2 separate regions of the Homo sapiens genome follow, and region 1 is linked to region 2. A link is an interaction called in ENCODE POLR2A ChIA-PET data of the cell type or tissue named here. Cell type or tissue: HepG2. All regions are shown on one strand. Links, peaks and the distances in the headings refer to the core of each region. The heading gives the core; the rest is flanking DNA. Region 1 overlaps UBAP1L (ubiquitin associated protein 1 like). Region 2 overlaps CLPX (caseinolytic mitochondrial matrix peptidase chaperone subunit X).

What was found. Peaks named below come from ENCODE experiments on the same cell type or tissue, not always from the same donor. Only the 100,000 strongest peaks of a DNase experiment are listed, where the experiment ranks them.
Region 1: POLR2A ChIA-PET joins it to region 2 with 6 read pairs; 6 of 35 experiments call an interaction of 5 or more read pairs at or near these places.

Annotation. Positions count from the first base shown.
Region 1 is chr15:65,093,742-65,099,112 of GRCh38, forward strand. It overlaps UBAP1L (ubiquitin associated protein 1 like), which reads right to left. Exons shown (of 6, transcript NM_001163692.2): 5 at 734-835. Among named protein-coding and RNA genes, the nearest start is that of UBAP1L, 19 kb to the right of the region's middle. RefSeq lists an enhancer at 300-801. In HepG2, for the core only: no CTCF peak of the experiment used is centred there; no DNase peak of the experiment used is centred there.
Region 2 is chr15:65,168,963-65,174,333 of GRCh38, forward strand. All of the region lies in intron 3 of CLPX (caseinolytic mitochondrial matrix peptidase chaperone subunit X), which reads right to left. Among named protein-coding and RNA genes, the nearest start is that of CLPX, 14 kb to the right of the region's middle. In HepG2, for the core only: no CTCF peak of the experiment used is centred there; DNase peaks (open chromatin) are centred at 2,689 and 4,929.

The DNA.
Region 1 (5,371 bases), core at 251-5,250, 75 kb before region 2:
CACTTAGAAGTGACTACTGGGGCCGGGTGCGGTGGCTCACGCCTGTAATCCCAGCACTTTGGGAGGCCGAGGCGGGCGGATCACTTGAGATCAGGCATTCGAGACCAGCCTGGTCAACATGGTGAAACTCCGTCTCTACTGAAAATACAAAAAAAATTAGCAGGGTGTGGTGGCAGGCGCCTGTAATCCCAGCTACTTGGGAGACCGAGGCGGGAGAATTGCTTGAACCTCGGGGGCAGAGGTTGCAGTGAGCCAAGATCGTGCCATTGCACTCCAGCCTGGGCAATAGAGTGAGACTCAGTCTCAGAAAACAAGATGTGACTATTGGGCCTACAGCTGCATGCACTTGGGGTAGGCGGCACGCTCCCCAAGTAGAAAGGTCATGCATCTTTGTGCTGCCCATGGCTCCTATCTGAGTGTCCGACAAAGAGTGGCCATTCAGTCACAGAGGCTGTGTTGATTAAGTCTAATAAAGCAAAACCCCTGCTGCTCTCTGCCTCCTGTCCCCGTCCCACCTCTTCCTGATCTCCCTCTGTGCCTCTCACCTTTGTCCCTGCTGTAGCTCCCTGGGCCATCTCCTCCTCAGAGCTGAGGAGTCAGGCAATCTCCCGACAGACCCACAGGCTGGACCCACAGACTGGCTCTGAGGACTGGTGTGGCCCTGCACACCGGGCTCCTGGGTACACCCCCATCCCTTCCATCCCCTGGGGCCCTGGCAGGAAGCCCTGCTGACCTGGCTCTCGGAGAACTGGAACATCTCCATGGCCTCATCCACCAGGCCTTCCTCATATCCCTGACGTAACAGGCGGTCACAGGCACTGAGGTAGCTGAGAAACTGGGCCGGAAGCGGGCAGAGAGGGAGGGAGGGTAAGAGGAGCAGCCGGGGCAGCAGACAGGGCAGAGAGGCACTCCAAGGGCCTGAGCTGAGGGCCAGGCAACAGGGCAAGCCACCACCTGCAGCGTGGCCCCAGAGAGCCCGTGAACCCACAGAAGGGGGATAGAGGCTTTCTCTGAGTGCCTGGCGATAGGCAGACAATGGGTCTTCACCAACTATGCCAAGCTGGGGGCTGGACTCCAGGAAAAGGGCTGTCAGGGTGGGCTAGGGTGTTCATAGAACCTAGGTGGGGAGCAGGACAGGCTTCAAACACAGACATCCCACCTACCACCCAACGCAATTCAACATTCATGCACCACCCACCCCTGTCTGGGAGCACCCATTCGTGTGAAGGTGCCTCCTCATCCGTCCACACCTGTGCACCCCTACTGTGCCCCCAGATGCATCTCTCTCATCCAGGACTCCTGAGCCACTACTATGCAACTCCTGCACCAGTGCTGGAGAAGGGGTGTGGGGTAGGCAAAGAGGAGGATTCCACAGGCAGGAAAAACTGTTCAGGTCACCCCACGGTTACGTCATCAGGGGCCCAGGATAAAATGCTGGCTCCTTACCAGGCAGGGCTCAAAGGCCTGCTCCCTGTCTATGGCCTTGGCCCCTCCCTCACCCTCCAGGTCTCTGCAGATGCAGCTCCCTCAGCCAAGGCTGGCCTCCTTCCCTGTCCCTGGGAAGCTTCCTGCCCCCTCTATCTTCCTGGGTGCCGTCCCTTGTGCCCCCATAGCACCCTATGCTTCCCTGTTACAGCACATATAACTTTGTAATTGCTTCACTCAATCTTTCTCATCCACGAAGTTTTTGCTCCATGAGGGAGGGGCTGTGTCAGTCTCATTCACCACAGTGTCCCCATCATCCAGCATGGTGGCAGAAGGAGCTCAATAAATGTGTGCTGTGTTTATAAAATGAATGAAGACCTGCCTTCAAGGAACTCACAGCTTAGTGGGGGAGATAAACCAGATACAGGACCACATCAGTGCCAGGCAAATCAAAGCAGGATTTATGGGGTGTAGGTGCCAAATGAAGGCTCCAGACTACAGGAATTATGAGTATATGTGGAGAAGGGAGAGTGGGGTTTCCGTAGACCTTCAGAGCTGGGATGAAAGTGCACATCATCTAGACTAACAGTTGTCAAATTGTTTTTGGCTCCTGAAGTGTTTGTCTTAGCACAAGGAGGCTTCAGCAATAACAGGCTAAGATTAGAGCTGCTCTGGGAGAACCAGGGCCAGGGGCATGGGGGCCCGGAGTCCAGTGCTCCTGGCCGAGGTACTGCCCAGTACAGCTAGACCTGCTCTGAGCACGTTTTGAAAACCAGGCACCCATGCCCTCCTTCCACAGTTGAGGAAACTGAGGTTCAGGCAAGGCAGGTGCCTTGTCCGGGGTCCCAGGACTAGGTCCCCGATTATGTAACCTGTCATTTAATGCCTTGTCCATCAGAGGGATCAGCTGCTAGAGGACGGGCTTTTAGCTGTCTTGGTGGATGACAGGGTTTCCAAAGGTGAAAGCTTCACCTTCAGAAGGAGGGCGGGCAAGGATGGATGGTGGACGCTGCCTCCACCTTTTGGCTCATCCATAGCAATGGTTCTCAGTCTCAGTGCTTATTGCAACCACCTGAGGAACTTTAAACATTACTGCTGTCTGGGCCTCACCTTCAGAGGTTACGATATAATTGGTCTGGGGTGTAGCCTGAGCATTGGAATTTTTCCCTATAGCCCTCCAGGTGATTCTAATGTGCACCCAAGACTAAGAATCAGTGAATGGGGACAGCTGACCTTGATCTATACTATGCCACAGTGAATATCAGACCCATCTGCAAATTTTCTAAAATTAAAGGCCCCTGGGTCCACCCCAGATCCACTGACTGGGGCCCTGCAGGATAAGCCCTGAGAGTCTGCATTTGCAAAGGTTCTGCTGCTTGGTTAGCTTTTGGGCCTGCAGGACTGTAGAAGCTATCAGGCTTGCCTCAGGCCCCCAGGTGGGTGAGGATGTCACCTTAAGGCCACCGGAGGGGGCCCCCGGAAGTCACTGGTTCCAAACACGTATTCCTCCTCCACCCTGTGAACTGGGAAACTGAGGCTAAAAGAGGGGGCCTGGCCTGTGGACCCTCACACATGGCACCCATGCCTGTCCTGCAGGGAGGCAGTGTGGGCACATCAAGCCTTGTGGAAGGAAAGGAGTGCTGCACAATTTCTTTTGTATCTTCTTCTCTCCCTGACTCTTCTAGCTGCTCTGTCTCTATCACCTGATGCCCTTCCTCCTGGGCCATCTGTCATTTATCTTGGCCAAAAAGGATTTACTGCAATATGCGGCTTTCAGTGGGAGAAGGAATCTGAACCCAAAGGGCTTGTTCAGTTACCAGGACTTCACAGAACAGACAGAAATACTAACTTGGTGGGGGAGGATAGATGAAGTCATCCAAAGGCCCCTCAGACCCACCCCGTGGGGCCTGGCTCCTGACTGCCCACCAGGGAAGGCCACCCAGAGATCCAGGGGGCCAGGCAGGTGGCCAGTCTATATCTGGAAACACAATGTTCCCAATGCAGTGAAATCCTTCCTGCTCACCCACTGGGAGGCCAGGGCCCCAGGCTGGCTCTGACTCATCTTCAGACCCCCAGAGTGATGGCCTGAGACCTCAGCCTTACCACAGGGCCTGAAGGGACTGGGGAGGCATGTCAGAGCCCCACTGTGCACCTGGCCCCTCACAGCCCTCCTGACCAGCTTTTTGGCCAGGACTCTGGCTTTTCAGTATCATCCGAAGGTAGGCGTGACTTTAGATCTGCTCTTAAATCTCAGATCAGCCTGTGGTGCTGTCCTGGGAGGTTCTCACACAGAAAATGAGATAAAAGACATCGTGCGACCAAGATGCAGAGTCAGACCAGCTGGCCTCAACCCCAGTGCTGCCATTGACTGGCTGTATGAACTTCCCTGGCCTCAGTTTCCTCATCTGCAAAGTGGTCATAATGTAATAGCAACCTTGCAGAATTGAGACCTAACTGAATACCCTCAGAGAGAGAGATTCATGCAAGAAAATGTTCAATAAATGTTAGCACCCCTCCCTGCCATTTTAGCCACATGGGGGTCACTATGTTGGAAATTCTCCTCCAGGACAGGGCATGAACTGATGAACCCAGAGTAGAGTAGAAGCAGGAGTGGGTGGGCAAGGGGACCAGGTGCATTTGCCCAGCCCCACCCCGGCTCCTGTTTGAAAGTCACTTCCCTTCTGCCATTCCCTCTGGCAGAAGCAGGCAGCTCTGGACCGCAGGGACCCAACATTCAGTACTCATCAGTGATGATGGAGGTGTCCAAGCCTTCTGATGGTGGTGGGGCAGGAACGGGAGAAAAATGAAAAGTGCCAACTACCCTGGGGCCAGCCATCAAACCATGAAGAGTCCCGATGTTTAGAAAACCACGCAACGAAGGATGTTACTTTCAGGTGGGGACATGGGGGTGTAGGCAATGGCATTCAATGTTACCTCCTGACCCTACTTACAATCCTTCCGTGCCTCCTTTTGCCTATTGGGTCATTTATCAAATTCTCAGGCCAGCCTTCAAGACCCCTAAATCTACCCCCAATTCTCTTTTTCTCATCTCCTACCAGCCTGCCTCATGCACCCTCTCCTCAACAAGACTGGTCAGATCAGGGCCTCCCAAACACTTCCTTCCCACCTCCACTCCTTTATTCACACTGTCCTTCCCTCCTGGAATATCACCCCTTCTCCTTCCTTCAGCATCAGATCTTATCCATCCTTGAAGTCCTGCTCAATGCTTGGTATCTCCATGAAGCCTTTCTTGATCACTGGAACCTTCTTGTGGTAGACTGAGAATGATCATAAAATTTTTTGCACCCTCTCCCACCAAGAGGTGGAATCTGTTTTTCCCCTGTGTAAGCCTGGAGGGGTCAACAACATGCTTTGACCAATAGAATGAGGTGGAAGTGACTATGTACAATTTCAGCCAAGGCCTCAAGAGGCCTCAAGAGGCCTTACTCTTGGAACCAAGTAGGGTGGCTTGCTGGAGATATGTGGCCCAGCTGACAAGTATCACCACCCACTGTACAGTGAATGAGGCCATCTTAGATCATTCAGCCCCAAGTAAGTCACCAAACTGTAGCCACATGAGACTGCAGGTGAGATGAGCAGAAGAACCCCCTAGCTGAGTCCACCTTAAAACTGCCAATCCAGAGAATCATAAGCAAATAAATGGTTGTCTCATGCCACTAAGTTTCGGGGTAGTTTGTTACACAGAAAGAGATGACAGAAACACCCCTATAACACTCATACCACTTCTTCTCCCAGGTATCTTGCCACTAGCACCTCTTTTTGGGCACTTTGGGGGCCCTCACTCCTCTGCAGGTGCTCTTACATTCTTGGCTTGTATCAGGGGTCAAGACCTGCTTCCAAATAGTAGCGTGGCTCAGAGTGCTGTCCTTGGAGTGTCATCATGAGTCTCCGCCATACTTCCAATAGAGTGAACTCTATTAGAAGA
Region 2 (5,371 bases), core at 50-5,049:
CCTCCCACCTCAGCCTCCCTGAGTATCCAGGACTACAGGCACACGCCACCACGCCTGCCTACTTTTTTTTTTTTTTTTTGAGATGGAGTCTTGCTCTGTCGCCCAGGCTGGAGTGCAGTGGTACAATCTCGCCTCACTGCAAGCTCCACCTCCCAGGTTCACGCCATTCTCCTGCCTTAGCCTCCCGAGTAGCTGGGACTACAGGCGCCTCTCGATCTCCTGACCTCGTGATCTGCCCGCCTCGGCCTCCCAAAGTGCTGGGATTACAGGCATGAGCCACTGCGCCCGGCCGATGCCTGCCTACTTTTAAAAATCTTCTGTAGAGACAGGGTCTCATGATGTTGCCCAGGCGGGTCTCAAACTCCTGGACTCGAGTAACCCTCCCACCTTGGCCTCCGAAAGTGCTTGGGATTACAGGCGTGACCCACTGAGGCCAGCCTACTCTTTCTTTTCAAAACATGGTTATAGGATGTTGGCGGGGCACAGTGGCTCACACCTGTAAACCCAGCACTTTGGAAGGCCAAGACGGGTGGATCACTTGAGCTTAGGAGTTCAAGACCAGCCTGGCCAACATGGTGAAACCCTGTCTCTACTAAAAATACAAAAACTAGCCGGGCATGGTAACTACCTGTAAACCCAGCTACTCAGCAGGCTGAGGCAGGAGAACTGCTTGAACCTGGGAGGCAGAGGTTGCAGTGAGCCGAGATGGTGCCCATCGTGCCCTCTTATTATAAACAAAACAAATAAACATAAAACAACACATGGTTATAGGATGTAGATATATGGATATATTTACTTTTTTTTTTTTTTGAGACAGAGTTTCGCTCTTGTTGCCCAGACTAGTGTGCAATGGTGCAATCTCGGCTTACTGCAACCTTCGCCTCGCCTCCAGGGTTCAAGCAATTCTCTTGCCTCAGCCTCCGAAGTAGCTGGGATTACAGGCATGTGTCACCACGCCCGGCTAATTTTGTATTTTTTAGTAGAGATGGGGTTTGACCATGTTGGTCAGGCTGGTCTCAAATTCCTGACCTCAGGTGATCCGCCTGCCTCAGCCTCCCAAAGTGCTGGGATTACAGGCATGAGCCACCGCACCCAGCGACTTTTTTTTTAAGAGCTGCTGTCTTGCTATGTTGTCCAGGCTAGCCTCAAATTTCTGTTCTCAAGGGATCCTCCCACCTCCCAAGTAGCTGGGTTTGGACATACATGCTTAACTCAGCCTAACCCTACTAATGGTAACCGGGGACCTCAGAAAGCAATTTGGTAGAGAATCTCTTATAGGTACAGGTGGCAAATACAAAGCTAGTATGTCTAAGTAATACATTTTTGTGTAACCCAACTAGAAAGAGAGAACTGCAGAGAAAAAAAAAAATTCATGGAATTTTTTTTCCTTTGGGAAAATTTTAAATATAAATATCTATCCACAGATTATAGGGAACACTGCACTAGCAAGCACACCTACGTCTTTACAAACTAATCTAAATGAAAAAAGTAGACAATTCCATATTAAAAAAACAACTTTAGGCTGAGCGGGGTGGCTCAGGCCTGTAATCCCAGCACTTTGGGAGGCCGAGGCGGGTGGATCACCTGAGGTCAGGAGTTTGAGACCACCCTGGCCAACATGGCGAAACCCTGTCTTTACTAAAAATACAAAAATTAGCCAGGTGTGGTGGCGGGTGCCTGTAATCCCAGCTACCTGAGAGGCTGAGGCAGGAGAATCCCTTGATGGTTACCTGGGAGGCGGAGGTTGCAGTGAGCCAAGACCACGTCACTATACTCCAGCCTAGGCAACAGAACTCTGTCTCAAAAACAAACAAAACCACTTCATTATCAATTCAATCAATTCTTGTGTTTCTGTTCTTCTTTTTTTTTTTTTTTTTTGAGACGGAGTCTCATTCTGTCACCCAGACTGGAGTGCAGTGGCACGATCTGGGCTCACTGCAACCTCCGCCTCCTGGGTCCAAGCAATTCTCCTGCCTCAGCCTCTGGAGTAGCTGGGACTACAGGTGCATGCCACCACACCCAGCTCATTTTTGTACTTTTAGTAGAGATGGGGTTTCACCATGTTGGCCAGGATGGTCTCGATCTTCTGACCTCATGAAACACCCACCTCAGCCTCCCAAAGTGCTGGGATTACAGGCATGAGCCACTGCGCCCAGCCATGTTTCTGTTCTTAAACACAAGACTAATTAAAAACACATTCTGGGCCGGCCAAGGTGGCTAACGCCTGTAATCCTAGCACTCTGGGAGGCTGAGGCAGGTGGATCACTTAAGGTCAGGAGTTCAAGACCAGCCTAGCCAACATAGTGAAACCCTGTCATTACTAAAAATATACAAATTATCCGGGCGTGTTGTCTTGTGCCTGTAATCCTAGCAACTGGGGAGGCTGAGGCACGAGAATTGCTTGAACCTGGAAAGCAGAGGTTGTAGTGAGCTGGGATCACACCACTGCACTTCAGCCTGGGCAATAGAGCGAGACTCAGTCTCAAAAAAAAAAAAAACATTTCGGATAAATTCTATTAGCAAATTTTAAGGAATAAGCGGTTTCATCCATGTTTCCTATTTGCTGATCACGTATAAATGCTTAAAGAAAAAGATCAAGCTATTTGAAGCATCTGTGACTAACACAAGCCTAAGTAAATAATCACCACTTCCCATCAATGGGAAAGATAGTTACTGCCTTTATAATGATGAGGCACTAGTTTACAATTGTTACTGATGGTAAACAGGGCAAGGATTAAAGGGCAGAGAAGCCGCTGATCTAGTTCAGGCAGTGTGACAGGAAAATCTGGCCTGAGAGCACAAGTACAAAATATTTCTCTAAGGAAATTAGATCAAAAGGAAAATGATTAAACACCAACAAATCACATCCCTCTTTGCTTATTGTTGAAAGGTTGCTTAAATTTGACTTGAATATTTGCAACACAATTTTACACTGACATATTTTCAACATATCCCTAAATTCAAGGATTCAATGTTATTTATCAAAATGCTATTTTGGGAAAAAAAAATACAAGCATTGCAATGCACTTTTTTGTTTTGTTTTGTTTTTTGAGACAGAGTTTCACTCTTGTTGCCCAGGCTGGAGTGCAATGGCGCGATCTCAGCTCACCGCAACCTCCGCCTCCCGAGTAGCTGGGATTACAAGCATGCGCCACCACACCCAGCTAATTTTGTATTTTTAGTAGAGATGGGGTTTCTCCATGTTGGTCAGGCTGGTCTCAAACTCCCAACCTCAGGTGATCCACCCGCCTTGGCCTTCCAAACGGCTGGCATTACAGGCATGAACCACCATGCCTGGCCAATGCATTTTTACTCCAAAAACAAGGGGCAAAAATCTAATTTTGTTAAGTTACCAGGAGATAAATTCTTTCCTTTAAACAGCTACTACAAGTATCCTATATTTCTTTACATAAAATGTTGTTGGTTTGGGAGGCTGAGGTGGGCGGATCACAAGGTCAGGAGTTCAAGACCAGCTTGGCCAAGATGGTGAAACCCCCATCTCTACTAAAAATACAAAAAAATTAGCCGGGCATGTTGGCAGGCGCCTGTAATCCCAGCTACTCAGGAGCCTGAGGCTGAGAACTGCTTGAATCCGAGAGGTGGAGGTTGCAGTGAGCCTCGATCACACCACTGCACTCCAGTCTGGGCAATAAGAGCGAAACTCCGTCTGGGGGGAAAGAAAAAGAAAGACAAAGGATTTAAATTGACACTTCTCCAAAGAAGACAGACAAATGGCCAATAAACCTAAGAAAAGATTAACATCATTAGTCATTAGGGAAATGCAAATCAAAACCACAGTGAGTCCCAGGAGGTAGCACAAAAATCCCAGCACTTTGGGAAGCCAAGGCAGGAGGATCACTTGAGCCCAAGAGTTCGGGACCAGCCTGGGCAACATAAATGAGACCCTGTCTCTAGGGTGGCATTTGCCTGTAGTCTCAGCTATTCAGGATGCTGAGGTGGGAGGACAACTTGAACCCAGGAAGGTGAGGCTACTGTCAGCTATGATTGCGCCACTGCATCGTAGCCTGGGCGACAGAGCAAGACCCTGTTTCTAAAAACAAAATAAAACCAAAAGAAGCCCATGATGAGATACCACTTCATATCCACTATGAATAAAGAAAGACAGGCTGGGCGCAGTGGCTCATGCCTGTAATCCCAGCATTCTGGGAGCCCGAGGCAGGAGGATCACCTGAGGTCAGGAGTTCGAGATCAGCCTGACCAACATAGTGAAATCTTGTCTCTACTAAAAATACAAAAATCAGCTGGGTGTGGTGGTGGGCACCTATAATCCCAGCTACTTGGGAGGCTGAGACAGAATTGCTTGAATCTGGGAGGTGGAGGTTGCAGTGAGCCGAGATAGTGCCACCGCACTCCAACCTGGTGACAGAGTGAGACTCTGTCTCAAAAAAAAAAAAAAAAAAAAAAGAAGACAGACAGACAAGTGGTAAAAAGGATGTGGAGAAACTGGAACCCTCATATTGCTGGTCAGATTGTAAAATGGTACAGCTGCTATGGAAAACAGTTTAGCAATTCTGTAGAAACTAAACAGAGTTACCACATGACCCAGCAATTCCACTCCTAAACATATACCCAAGAGAGTTAGAAACATATGTCCACACAAAAACTTGTACACAGATGTTCACGGGAGCATTATTCAGAACAGCCAACAAGTAGAAACAATGTAAATGTCCACCACCTGATGAATGTCTAAACAATGAAATATTATTCAGCCATAAAAAGCAATGAAATACTGATATATGCTGCAAACTGGATAAACTTTAAAAACATGCTAAAGAAAATAAGGCTGGTATGAAATGCCACATATCGTATAATTCCATTGTATGAGATACCCAGAATAGACAAACCCATTGATAGAGAAAGTAGTTAATAGTTAACAGGGCTAGGAGGGGAGGAGGGTGGAGAGTGACTAAGGGCTATGGAGTTTCTTTCTGGGGTGATGAAAAATGTTCTGGAATTAGATAGTGGAGATGATCATTCAACTTGGTAAATATCTTTTTTTTCTTTTGAGATGAGACAAAGTCTCGCTCTGTCGCCCAGGCTGGAGTGCAGTGGTGCGATCTGGCTCACTGTAGCCTCTGCCTCCTGGGTTCAAGAGATTCTCCTGCTTCAGCCTCCTGAGTAGTTGGGACTACAGGCGTGCCCCACCACACAGGCGAATTTTTTGTATTTTTATTAGAGACGGGGTTTCACCGTGTTAGCCAGGATGGTCTCGATCTCCTGACCTCGTGATCCACCCACCTTGGCCTCCCAAAGTGCTGGGATTACAGGCGTGAGCCACCATGCCTGGCCTCTTTTTTTTGAGATGGAGTCTCGCTCTGTCACCCAGGCTGGAGTGCAGTGGTGTGATCTC